Regions from separate parts of the Homo sapiens genome. Here region 1 is linked to region 2. The links are chromatin loops, found by intact Hi-C in ENCODE. Cell type or tissue: mammary epithelial cell. All regions are shown on one strand. Each heading gives the region's core, and the rest is flanking DNA. Links, peaks and the distances in the headings are about the cores only.

What was found. Peaks named below come from ENCODE experiments on the same cell type or tissue, not always from the same donor. Only the 100,000 strongest peaks of a DNase experiment are listed, where the experiment ranks them.
Region 1: a loop joins it to region 2, with 16 times the contacts of the local background. A loop is called at or near these places in 1 of 110 quality-filtered maps.

The regions. Positions count from the first base shown.
Region 1 is chr4:52,169,791-52,175,174 of GRCh38, forward strand. No RefSeq gene overlaps it. Among named protein-coding and RNA genes, the nearest start is that of SPATA18, 120 kb to the left of the region's middle. In mammary epithelial cell, for the core only: a CTCF peak has its summit at 2,575 (motif pointing left); no DNase peak of the experiment used is centred there.
Region 2 is chr4:52,049,654-52,055,037 of GRCh38, forward strand. SPATA18 (spermatogenesis associated 18) reads left to right here and starts at 1,651. Exons shown (of 13, transcript NM_145263.4): 1 at 1,651-2,138. The coding sequence starts at 2,052. RefSeq lists enhancers at 1,300-1,801, 1,802-2,301, 2,094-2,443 and a silencer at 1,624-1,923. In mammary epithelial cell, for the core only: no CTCF peak of the experiment used is centred there; DNase peaks (open chromatin) are centred at 2,348 and 2,928; H3K4me3 peaks cover 2,210 bases; H3K27ac peaks cover 2,071 bases.

The DNA.
Region 1 (5,384 bases), core at 167-5,166, 120 kb after region 2:
GATATCCTGAAGAGTGTTTTCCCGCTTGTTTCCATTCTCCCCATCACTTTCAGGTACACCAATCAGATGTAGATTTGGTCTTTTCACATAGTCCCATATTTCTTGGAAGTTTTGTTCATTTCTTTTTACTCTTTTTTCTCTAAAGTTCTCTTCTCTCTTCATTTCATTCATTTGACCTTCCATCACTGATACCCTTTCTTCCAGTTGATCAAATCGGTTACTGAAGCTTGTGTTTTCATCATGTAGTTCTCATGCCATGGTTTTCAGCTCCATCAGGTCATATAAGGACTTCTCTACACTGGTTATTCTAGTTAGCCATTGGTCTAATCTTTTTTCAAGGTTTTTATCTTCCTTGCGATGGGTTCGAACTGTCTCCTTTAGCTCAGAGAAGTTTGATCATCTGTAGCCTTCTTCTCTCAACTCATCAAAGTCATTCTGTGTCCAGCTTTGTTCCATTGCTGGCAAGGAGCTGTGTTCCTTTGGAGCGGGAGAGGTGCTCTGATTTTTAGAATTTTCAGCTCTTCTGCTCTGTTTTTTCCCCATCTTTGTGGCTTTATCTACCTTTGGTCTTTGATGATGGTGATGTACAGATGGGGTTTTGGTGTGGATATCCTTTTTGTTCATTAGTTTTCCTTCTAATAGTCAAGACCCTCAGCTGCAGGTCTGTTGGAGTTTGCTGGAGGTCAACTCTAGACCCTGTTTGCCTGGGTATCAGCAGCAGAGGCTGCTGAACAGCAATTGTTGCTGCCTGATTGTTACTCTGGAAGCTTCATCTCAGAGGGGTACCCAGCCATGTGAGGTGTCAGTCTGCCCGTACTGTGGGGTGCCTCCCAGTTAGGCTACTCGGGCATCAGGGACCCACTTGAGGAGGCAGTCTGTCCATTCTCAGGTCTCAAACTCCATGCTGGGAGAACCACTACCCTCTTCAAAGCTGTCAGACAGGGACATTTAAATCTTCAGAGGTCTCTGCTGCCTTTTGTTGGGCTATGCCCTGCCCCCAGAGGTGGAGTCTACAGAGGCAGACAGACCTCCTTGAGCAGAGGTGGGCTCCACCCAATTCAATCTTCCTGGCTGCTTTGTTACCTACTCAAGCGTCAGCAATGGCGGGCACCCCTCCCCCAGCCTTGCTGCCACCTTGCAGTTAGATCTCAGACTGCTGTGCTAGCAATGAGTGAGGCTCTGTAGGTGTGGGACCCTCTGAGCCAGGCATGGAATATAATCTCCTGGTGTGCCATTTGCTCCCTTGGAAAAGCACAGTATTAGGGGGGAAGTGACCCGATTTTCTAGGTGCTGTCTGTCATGGCTTCCCTTGGCTAGGAAAGAGAATTCCTTGACCCTTGCGCTTCCTGGGTGAGGTGATGCCTCACCCTGCTTCGGCTCTCGCTCGGTGGGCTGCACCCACTGTCCTGTACGCACTATCTGACATGCCCCAATGAGATGAACCTGGTACCTCAGTTGGAAATGCAGAAATCACTCGTCTTCTGCATTGCTCATGCTGGGAGCTGTAGACTGGAGCTGTCCCTATTTGGCCATCTTGGAACCACCCCTGTGTTCTCTGTTGGTTTCCATTTGCATGGAATATCTTTTTCTTCTATCTCTTCAGTCTATGTGTGTGTGGGTTGTGTTTTGTTTTGTTTTTTTTAGAGACAAGGTCTCACTGTATTTCCCAGGCTGATCTCAAATTCCTGAGCTCAAGCGACCCTCCCACCTCACCCTCTGAAAGTGCTGGGATTACAGGTATGAGACACTGTGACCAGCAATAAAAGTTTAATTGTTAAGGAAAAAAAAAATAATTCCTGGATCCAGAACACTGCACTTCCCTTGGAAAAGAATAAGGAGCCCTCTCAAGCTTGAGATGATGGCATGAAGAAATAATATTTTTGAATGTTTTTCTTGAAGAAAAAAAAAGTGAACTGTCTGATCTACCTAATAAAACCCAAAGAATCAGAGTATTATTCATGTTTGCTTTTTCAAGTCCTCATATTTAATCAATTAATTTTAAAGGTCAATAAAATCATGACTATACACAGGAAACAGATAAAAATAAAGTTAATGTGAGCCAAGGCACATCAAGTTAAGTCTGGTGAAAACAAGGGAATATTTAAAGAAAAATGTTTAGTTTTGCAAAATATGTTCCTTTTGACAAGTATTTGTAGTTCATATATGAATGAGTCTAAATCACTGATCACACCAGCAATAAAACAGGTTCAAATTTCTGGTTGTCATCTATTCATATGAATCAAAGTTCATATATTTTAAATGGTCTTCCCTCCCACCCATCTAAGGGGAGATAAGTGGGTGAGATAAAATGAATTTTATAAGAAAGGGATTTGAAGGTCTCTTGAGACATACTAGAATGCATATGACTGCTAGTATAATAAAGTCCCATCTTCAGTTATAACAAAGCAAAAAGAGATTGGAGTGGGTGCAAAGAGCAGAGCGGGAAAGGGGCTGCAAGACCACAAGTTAAGATTTGTTTCTTGGCTTCATTTTTGCTAAGTGTCTAAGCCAACTTTTCTCTACTAGTTGGTGGTTGTTTCCATTCATTTGTGCCTTTACCAGTTGGGGACTGCCTCCTGCTGGCAAGATGTCTTCCAACATTTAGAGTATCAAAAGGAGTCCTGTGGAGTGACCCAGGTTTTGGTTTGTTGTTGTTGTTGTTTCCTAAGTAAAAACAATTGAACTGATCCTAGTAGCAGTTGCATAAACATGCTGGAAATGTGGGTGCAAACTAACTTATTTAATGTGGGTTTATTCTTAAAGATAATAGACAGTGTACATTTTTCAACTCTTTTTCTCCCAAGATGCAAACTTTTTTTGCAGGTGAATTTCTTGAAAACACATTAGCTCTAAATAAAAGGTCAGATGAGTTCCTTTAATTTGAAGCTTCAGAAAGTTTCTATACAGTGGTTAATTCTGTAGCACTTTAACTTGCTTAGGGAGAGATTTTGACTGATGGCTATCTACCATTTTCTTTCATTGGTTGATTCCTTTGACCCTTGAAAGCAACAGCTTTAGAAGCAACTCATAATAACTCTTTAGATTGTGGGAGGTCGTAGTCTATAGATCTTGTGTTTTATGTGTTTGAATGTGCAGGAACAGGGAATCATTTTTTGATTCCAAGACTCTCATTCTTACCAAATTAAAAGGAATATCTTCAAATAGAAATGAAGCATTTTTTGGTCTTTTATAGTGGGCTAAGAGGCTTTATGTTAGCCCTAGCTTCCTGTTTGTCCTTTGTGAATAATTTCAGAAGTTGGGTGGTAAAATCTTTAAGCAACAGAAGTTTAGGGAATCTATTCACCTAAGAACTTTGAAGTTTTATGAATGAGTGTGTGGAAAAGGAAAATTCTTTATTATTAGCCATTGTGATGGCAGACATTTCCTAGATTTCCTTCACTGGTAAGACTGTTATCTTACATCTATTTATAATGTCTAGAAAATAATGTTCCTTGAAGGAGTAGAGTAGAATGTAGTTTAGTTGTTGGTGTTCTTGTCCCATTTTATTCATTTAGCTAATAATTATTGGCCATTCTCTGAGTCCCATGCACTTTCCAGGCTACTTTATTTCTTTATGCTTCTATATGGCCTGTTATGTCTCTTCTTTGCCTTTCTAGCCCCTGCTCATTCCACAAATGCAATTTAAGCATCACTTTCTCAAGGGACCCTCCTGTGACTCTTTCTATGTGAGTCGCATAGCCTTTCCTAGGCTTCCCTTGAGCTCCATGCATCCCTCCAACACAGTTCTATATCAAAATTGTTGACTTCTTTGTAGCTGTACCCCCAAATCCCAATAGGCTGTAAGATTTTTGAGGCAGGATCTGTGTTGCATTCAGGTTTTTGCCTCAGCACTTGACAGCATGTCTGGCACATGGTAGAAGCCCAGTGAGAATGAATGAAAGCATGTGTTCTGCCTTCCCCACCCTTGGGTAAGTCTAAAGAAAGATGAATTACATTTGAGATTTTATTGTATAATTAAATTACACTGTCAAAATAATTTTTAAAGCTGAAAGGAAATTCAGAGATCAGCTACAGGAAATTGAGGCCTAGTGAGGTGAAGAGAGTTGACTAGGGTCATGCAGCTGCTTAGTGGCAAACTGGGATCGAAGCCCAGATCTCCTGCTGGCCAGCCCTAGCCCAAATATGGAGAAGCTTAGCTGCTATTTCCTCTTAAAAATATTTTGAAATCCAGGCAAAAAGACTTAGCAATCTAAAAATGCCAATGAGGAGATAGCAAATTAAAACTGTTACAGAATGAATCTAACAACAATTATTCAAGGCTCTCTGGGAATGCCAAGAGGAGCCGTCTGAGGTGGGCTCAGGGCTGATTTCTTCCAAAGGGGCCATTGGTTTTCTAACTAGTGTTTGCTGTTTTAACTTTGACAAAGGTGGGTGTCCACACACCTCAAATTTAGCATAAGTTCAAAAAAAGCTAATCAATGTGTTTATATCCCTAAGTTTATCAAACAAGTGATCTGAAATGTTTCTCACTTTTAATGTTCACCAATGATGGATGTAAATAGATTATTTTTGCTTCCTGCTTTGTGAGATCAGAAATCAATTGAGCCTTTTTCTAAAACAGGTCACATGAAGCATAAAAATCTGATTTTTGGATGTGCTTCGAGCTAGAAATTGACTAAGTAATGGCTAAGCATAGGGAAGATCTCGTGAGTTTAGTAAAAGTGTGGCAAACTGGTATCAGTGATCTAGAATTCACCTGTACATTTGATTGGTTTGGCCAGCTCAGTGTTTTGAAATTTCAGAAATTGTTAACATTTAAAAATAAGGAGATTTTACATCTAAATTTCTGCCTTCTCTTAGGTGAGAAAATTCAGTACGTTAGATTTACTTTCACATTAGTTTCCTACGGCTTCCCTAACAAATTAACATAAAATGTGTGGCTTCAAACAACAGGAATCTATTCTGTCACAACTCTGGAGGCCAGAAGTCTAAAATCAAGGTGTTGGCAGGTCTGTGCTCACTCTGAAGGTTCTATGAGAGAATACTTTGCCAATCCCAGCTTCTAGTGGTTGCAGGCTTTCCTTGGCTTGTGCGTGCATAAGCAGGGTATTATAACTTCTGTGGTATTAAATCCTAAAGTACTAATAGCATTTCAACTATTAAATCTGATTTTCATGAATTTGAATTATTTTTTTTCTAAATTTGAAGGGCATCCTAAACTTAAAAAAAGTTTACATGTATAAGAATACTATAATTTTGGATTTGATAATAAAATAAGGATAGAAATAAAATATATCTAATATATAATTTTTTTTTTCACTAAAGAGCTAAATACATGTTTAAGGTCAATCAAAAATGAAGCCAGCAGGTTTGGTGTCTGGTAAGTGCCCTGTCATTTTTTGGAGATGGCAGGAATCAGGCAT
Region 2 (5,384 bases), core at 238-5,237:
CATACAAACAATTCATATTCATGATAGAAACTTGAAAAAATCAGAAAAATATAAAAGAGCAATTAAAATAACCCACAATTATACCTTGGGTTCACATTGTGTAATTTAACACAGTGTATACAATTTAGTGTTCTGCCTTTTTCGTTATAGTGAAAATTTGTAGATAGTATATATTCTACAACAACAAGATTTTTAGTGTGCAACATTTCATTATTTGCTTAACCATTACCCTATTGTTGGAGGTTTAGATTGTTTACAACTAGTTTTCTTTATTAAATATAAACATACTAATCCACATTCTTAATAATAGCAAATGTAGGCCAGTATTAGTTTATATTTAATAAACAGCAATTACTAGAGCAATTGCTACTGCATTTTGCCAAGCATTGTACTAAATACATGAATTATCTTACTAAGTTTCATAATAATCCTATGAGAGAATTATTTTCCTTTTACAGATGATGAAACCAAGGATTACAGGCTAATTAAGGTGCTCACAGCAAGGAAAAATCCTTTACCTCTAATTTATCTGACATAAATGTTCCAATATGGGTTTTTATGAATAAGTAAATGGGACTGTTCAAAGATTCCAAATGCCTGTAGAAATATGTAATTATTAGGTCCAAATTGAGAAATTTGAAGTTTTTCTCAATTCATTTTACATATATATATATATATATATATATATATATATGAAGTTGTTTAATGAATATTTAGCTGTTTTGTTGAGTGGGTATTTTTAACATTAGAAATTATTATTCTACTCCAATCAAATAACATGTTATACCCCTATAGTCCTTATTTTGTGGTCTACAGAAAATAGTAGGAACACAGGCTCCAAAACTGAGCCTTTCATTTTCATTAGCAGATAGTAAAGCCACTGTAATCAAGAGAAATAAAAAATGAGAGGTGGTGAAAATTCTTGATTTTACAATACTTGAATATATGCAGTGTTCACAGATTTTCAAGTACCTACAGAGATGAAACTAAGTTAAACTAGCTAGCTAACCAGCTGAGGCTCTGCTCCCCACCGCTGTTTTAATGAATGGATAGGAATGATTTATAATCAGCACATTTTTTGATGGTATATAAAAGAGCTTGCTTCGAAAGCGCTTAAAGATGGTCGAAATGGTTTCCTAAGTAGTTGAACCTGTTTCTGTAGCAGAATACACACTTTTGAAATAGTGCCAAACTAGGTCAAGAAAGTCCCAATTAGAGAATTCAGAATTAAATGAAGCTTTAGAGTGCTCAATGACTCTAAAAAAAAAAGTACTAAAATACATACTGCCAAATCTTATCCAAACCTGAGGGATTAACTTTAATTTGTGAACATCCTGGAGCTAAACTCTATTAACTTGGGTACCCACCCAGTGGGTCAAGGAACAAAGTAAAAGCTAGAAGTAAGAAGTACTGAAATTTTAGTTACAAGTTTCATACAGGTAAACCCAAGGCGCTACAAATGAAGAATTAAAGGAATGAAAGGCGAAAGAATAAAGGGGCCAAAGAGGTGATCTCCTGAGAGCCTAGCCCCAAACTTCTATAGAGACTTAACTTCTGCTTTTCTGGACACGCGTGGGCACCCAGAACCCCGAATGGGGAGGAATGCTGTAGACGCCCTGCTGCCCTCCAGCCCGCGCGGCTGCGCGTCTCAGTCCACCCCTGGGGCGCGCGGCTGTCACCCAGGGCGGGGCGGCGCGGGCGTTGCCACGACGCGGGCCGCGCGCGTCCCTGGCAGCCAACCCGTCCACGTCAAGGTTTGTTTAATAATCGCCAGGGTATCTATGGCCGGGCTCAGGCGGCTGCTGGGGAGCCAGGAGACCGCGCGGGACGGCGGATGAGGCGCGGCGGCTGCGGCCCAGGGCACCTCCCCTCTGGCTTCCCGAACCCGGCCAGGTCCGACCCGAGGGGGAGGATGGAAACACCTGCCGCGCTCTGAGCCCCCCAGAAGAGAACACCCTTCCCGCCATATCACCCCACGGTCCTGCGGAGGCCACCGCCTGGTCCCCCCAAGTCTCCATCGCGCAGCGTGGGGCCGAGAGGAATAGTGAGCGATGGCGGAAAACCTGAAAAGACTGGTCTCAAACGAAACTTTACGAACGTTGCAGGAAAAGCTAGACTTCTGGCTGAAGGAGTACAACGTGAGTCTGGGTGAAAAACCCCCGGGGTTCGCCCTCCCATAGGTTCCAGCACAGCCCTTGTCGGGGATTTCTTAGGGCTGGAGTTGGTGGCCACTTTGCAAAGCCTCCGCGGTTGCGATTCCTAACCAGGATCTCAGCTTTCGACCGGGATCGCTGGGGAAGGAAGGACATGTGTGTACATGCCCTTGTCTCAGAGCTTCGGGAGGCGGCGCGCAGGCGGCCTGCGGAGCGCAGCACTAGGCTGCGGAGACTGGAGAGTGCTTCCAATCAGTGGTAACTAAGGACGCCGGCGACCTAGCAATAGGGAAGCCCTGCTGTCCGCGGCTGGTCTGGTCATGCCTGCCACTCTTTCCCATCCCCCTTGCCAGCGCAATCCACACCGCCTGCTTCCCCAATCCCGAATTATTTTTTACTACAACCCTCTCCTGCCCAGGGTTTGTATCAGAATGGATTTGTATAAACACACACCCAGGAGTTATTTACCCAGAAATCAGCGAAACGGACACTTGTTAACGTTGCGGGTTTCACTTGCGTGCTGGTGGGCCTGGAAATTGAGGCACAGTTCCAACACCAGGGCGGATTCAGGCCTTTTTCCAGGCATTTGTGAGAAGCCAGTATTCTGTCACCAAACCCATGAGCACTTTTCAAATCTCATTAATCCCTACTCGCACCCTGCCTCCCCATAATTCCCCCCTTCCCCCAAATAGAACGGTGAGTGTTGAATTTGCTTTACATTCGGTCGGTCCGTCTTAAATAGGGATTTCCCCTCTTACATAATAAGTGGAGCGGCCAGGCAAAAGAACTGTGGACCGGAAATTAGCCCCCCCTTGTTTCTACATTTGGCTCTGCATAGAACTAGCTGAATGACGGAGTCAAATTATTTAACTTCTCTTGGTCTTAGTACCTCATCTGTGAAATAGCAGAGATTGGTCTAGATGATATGTAAATTTCCTGTTCAGATTTTAAGTTTTTGAGCCTAGATTAGCTTGTTTCTGAGATCCTGCCTGTTATGAGGTCCTTAGGCTTCCCCATTCACCCTTTAACCAGTGCTCCTGAAGTGGAGGGGAGCTCAAAGAGCAGCTACAGCTTTCTCCTTAGCCTTCCTTTCTAGTGCTTCCTGTTCAGTCCTTTGCTCCCTTTTAAAGAACAAGCGCTGACCATTCCTTCTCCATTAAGAATTCTGGAAAGTTAAAATGACCTCTTTATCATAAAAGACTTGGGTTCCCCCCAACTAATTTTAAAAGTACCTACTACTTAGTCTCAGGAGGTTGAGAATAAGAAATTCTAACATGTATACAGTATTTACCCCTTTTTTTTTGCCCAGTGGCCTAACTAAACTCTGAATTTTAAAAAAACATGTTGTTTGTCACAATGTTTATTACAAATAACACTAGGATTTGTCTGGAACTAATAAACAATTATTTTAGAAACTCCCTGTAAGTGATGAGAAGTGCCTTAGTTTATTACATTTTCCTGTCTTGATAACATCCCATTCTCTGCTCTCATTAAAACCATTTCCATCCAGCTGTTTTCCCTTCATCTCTCTACAGTAGAGGCTGCACTCACAGCCACCAGTGTTTTTCATACCTTGTGGCCACTCCCCAGGTTCCATCATTTCTCTTGAGTTTGCAGGCATCATTATCACATTGGAATGTTGACACCTGTATTCTTCCCCCTCCACTCCTGCTTCATCTGTTACAAGTATGCTGATGAATCTTATTTCTATAGGATGTGTTCCCATCTGAGCTCTCACTTCTCCAACTGCCCATTGGACATCTTTCAATAGTGAATGCTATTGAAATGCTCAGAATGCTCAAAGTCAAATCTGTCCAAAATGGAATTTAGCCTCTCCCATGCCCCAACCACAGGTCTCATTTTTCTAAGTCGTCTTCATCATTATATACTCCACTCCCTTTTCACCATCATAATCTGTTGGTTCTAACTTCAAAGTTCATACGGAATCTAAACACTTTTCACCACCCCCACTGCTACCACCCTTCTCCATCCTTGATCATCTTTCACCTGGATTATTACAAAAATAACAACCCAAAGAGATGCTTCTAAATGTCAAGTCAGATCAAGTTACTCTTTTTGCAAGACACTCCAAATTTCCTATTTCAGTCAGAAGAAGCCAAAGCTCCTACAGTGACCTTCAAAGTCCTACACAATTGTGCCCCTTTAAGCTCTTTAACCTTATCTGTTACTCTCTCCCTTGCTCAGCCCACTCCAGCAGTACCAGCTTTCTTGCTCGTCCTAGAGCAATGCTGTCCAATAGAACTTTCTATGATGATGGACAGGTTCTATATCTGCATTGTCCAATAAGGTGACTATTGGGCACTTGAAATGTGGCAAGTACACACTGAAGAACAGAATTTTTAATTTGACTTAAGTCCAATTTAAATTCAGATAGCCACATGCAGCTCATGGCTGCTGTCTCAGACAGCACAGTTCTAGAGATGTGGACATGCTTCTGCTTCAGGGCATTTGCACTCACTGTTTTCTCTGCCTGAAAAACTTTTCACCTGTTGATATTTGAGTGAGATAGTAACATCCTCACTTTCTTAGGAGAGCTTTATTTCTTAGAAAGGGTAGCAACCTGCAGGCTGGGAAGCAGGCCCCTGCTGAAACCAGAGGCAGGCACTTGGAGGTAGGAAAGGTAAGGCAGGAATTAATGATGAATGGGTTGGCCACATGTATACATATTCAACAGGTAATATTCACGAAGGGGGAACGCTCACAAGCATAGTAAGCAAACATGCATGTTACGTTCATCCTATATTCATTTTGGGGTAGAAGCTTAACATTTAAATGTATTACAATTAGGCCCTATACATCAAAGGTGGAGGCAGGGACATGAAGGAACTTAGTGTACAGCCTCTGTGGACCGGCCAGAACCAGCCTATGGTCCGTGATCTCTTATCAAGAGAAAGTTACTGAAATCAGTCTCTTATCCAGTTGAAGTTGCAGTTATGGACTGTGGAACGGGAGGGGATCAGTTAGTCAGAGTCTGGTGGTCAGTGAGTTGCAATTGTTTTAACATTGTTTATCTCGAGGCCAGTACTTGCTTAGCTACTAGATAAAAAGAAAAAACCTTTTGACAATTAGAACATGGTTGATTCTTTATGTGTAGGGGTATGTGACTTAATCCTTGCCTGGCATGACCTTAGGTCTTTATCTTATTGCTGTAAAGAGTCTGTTATATTAGTCTTAAGATCTCTATTTTAACAGTAGCTTCATGCAGTCCAG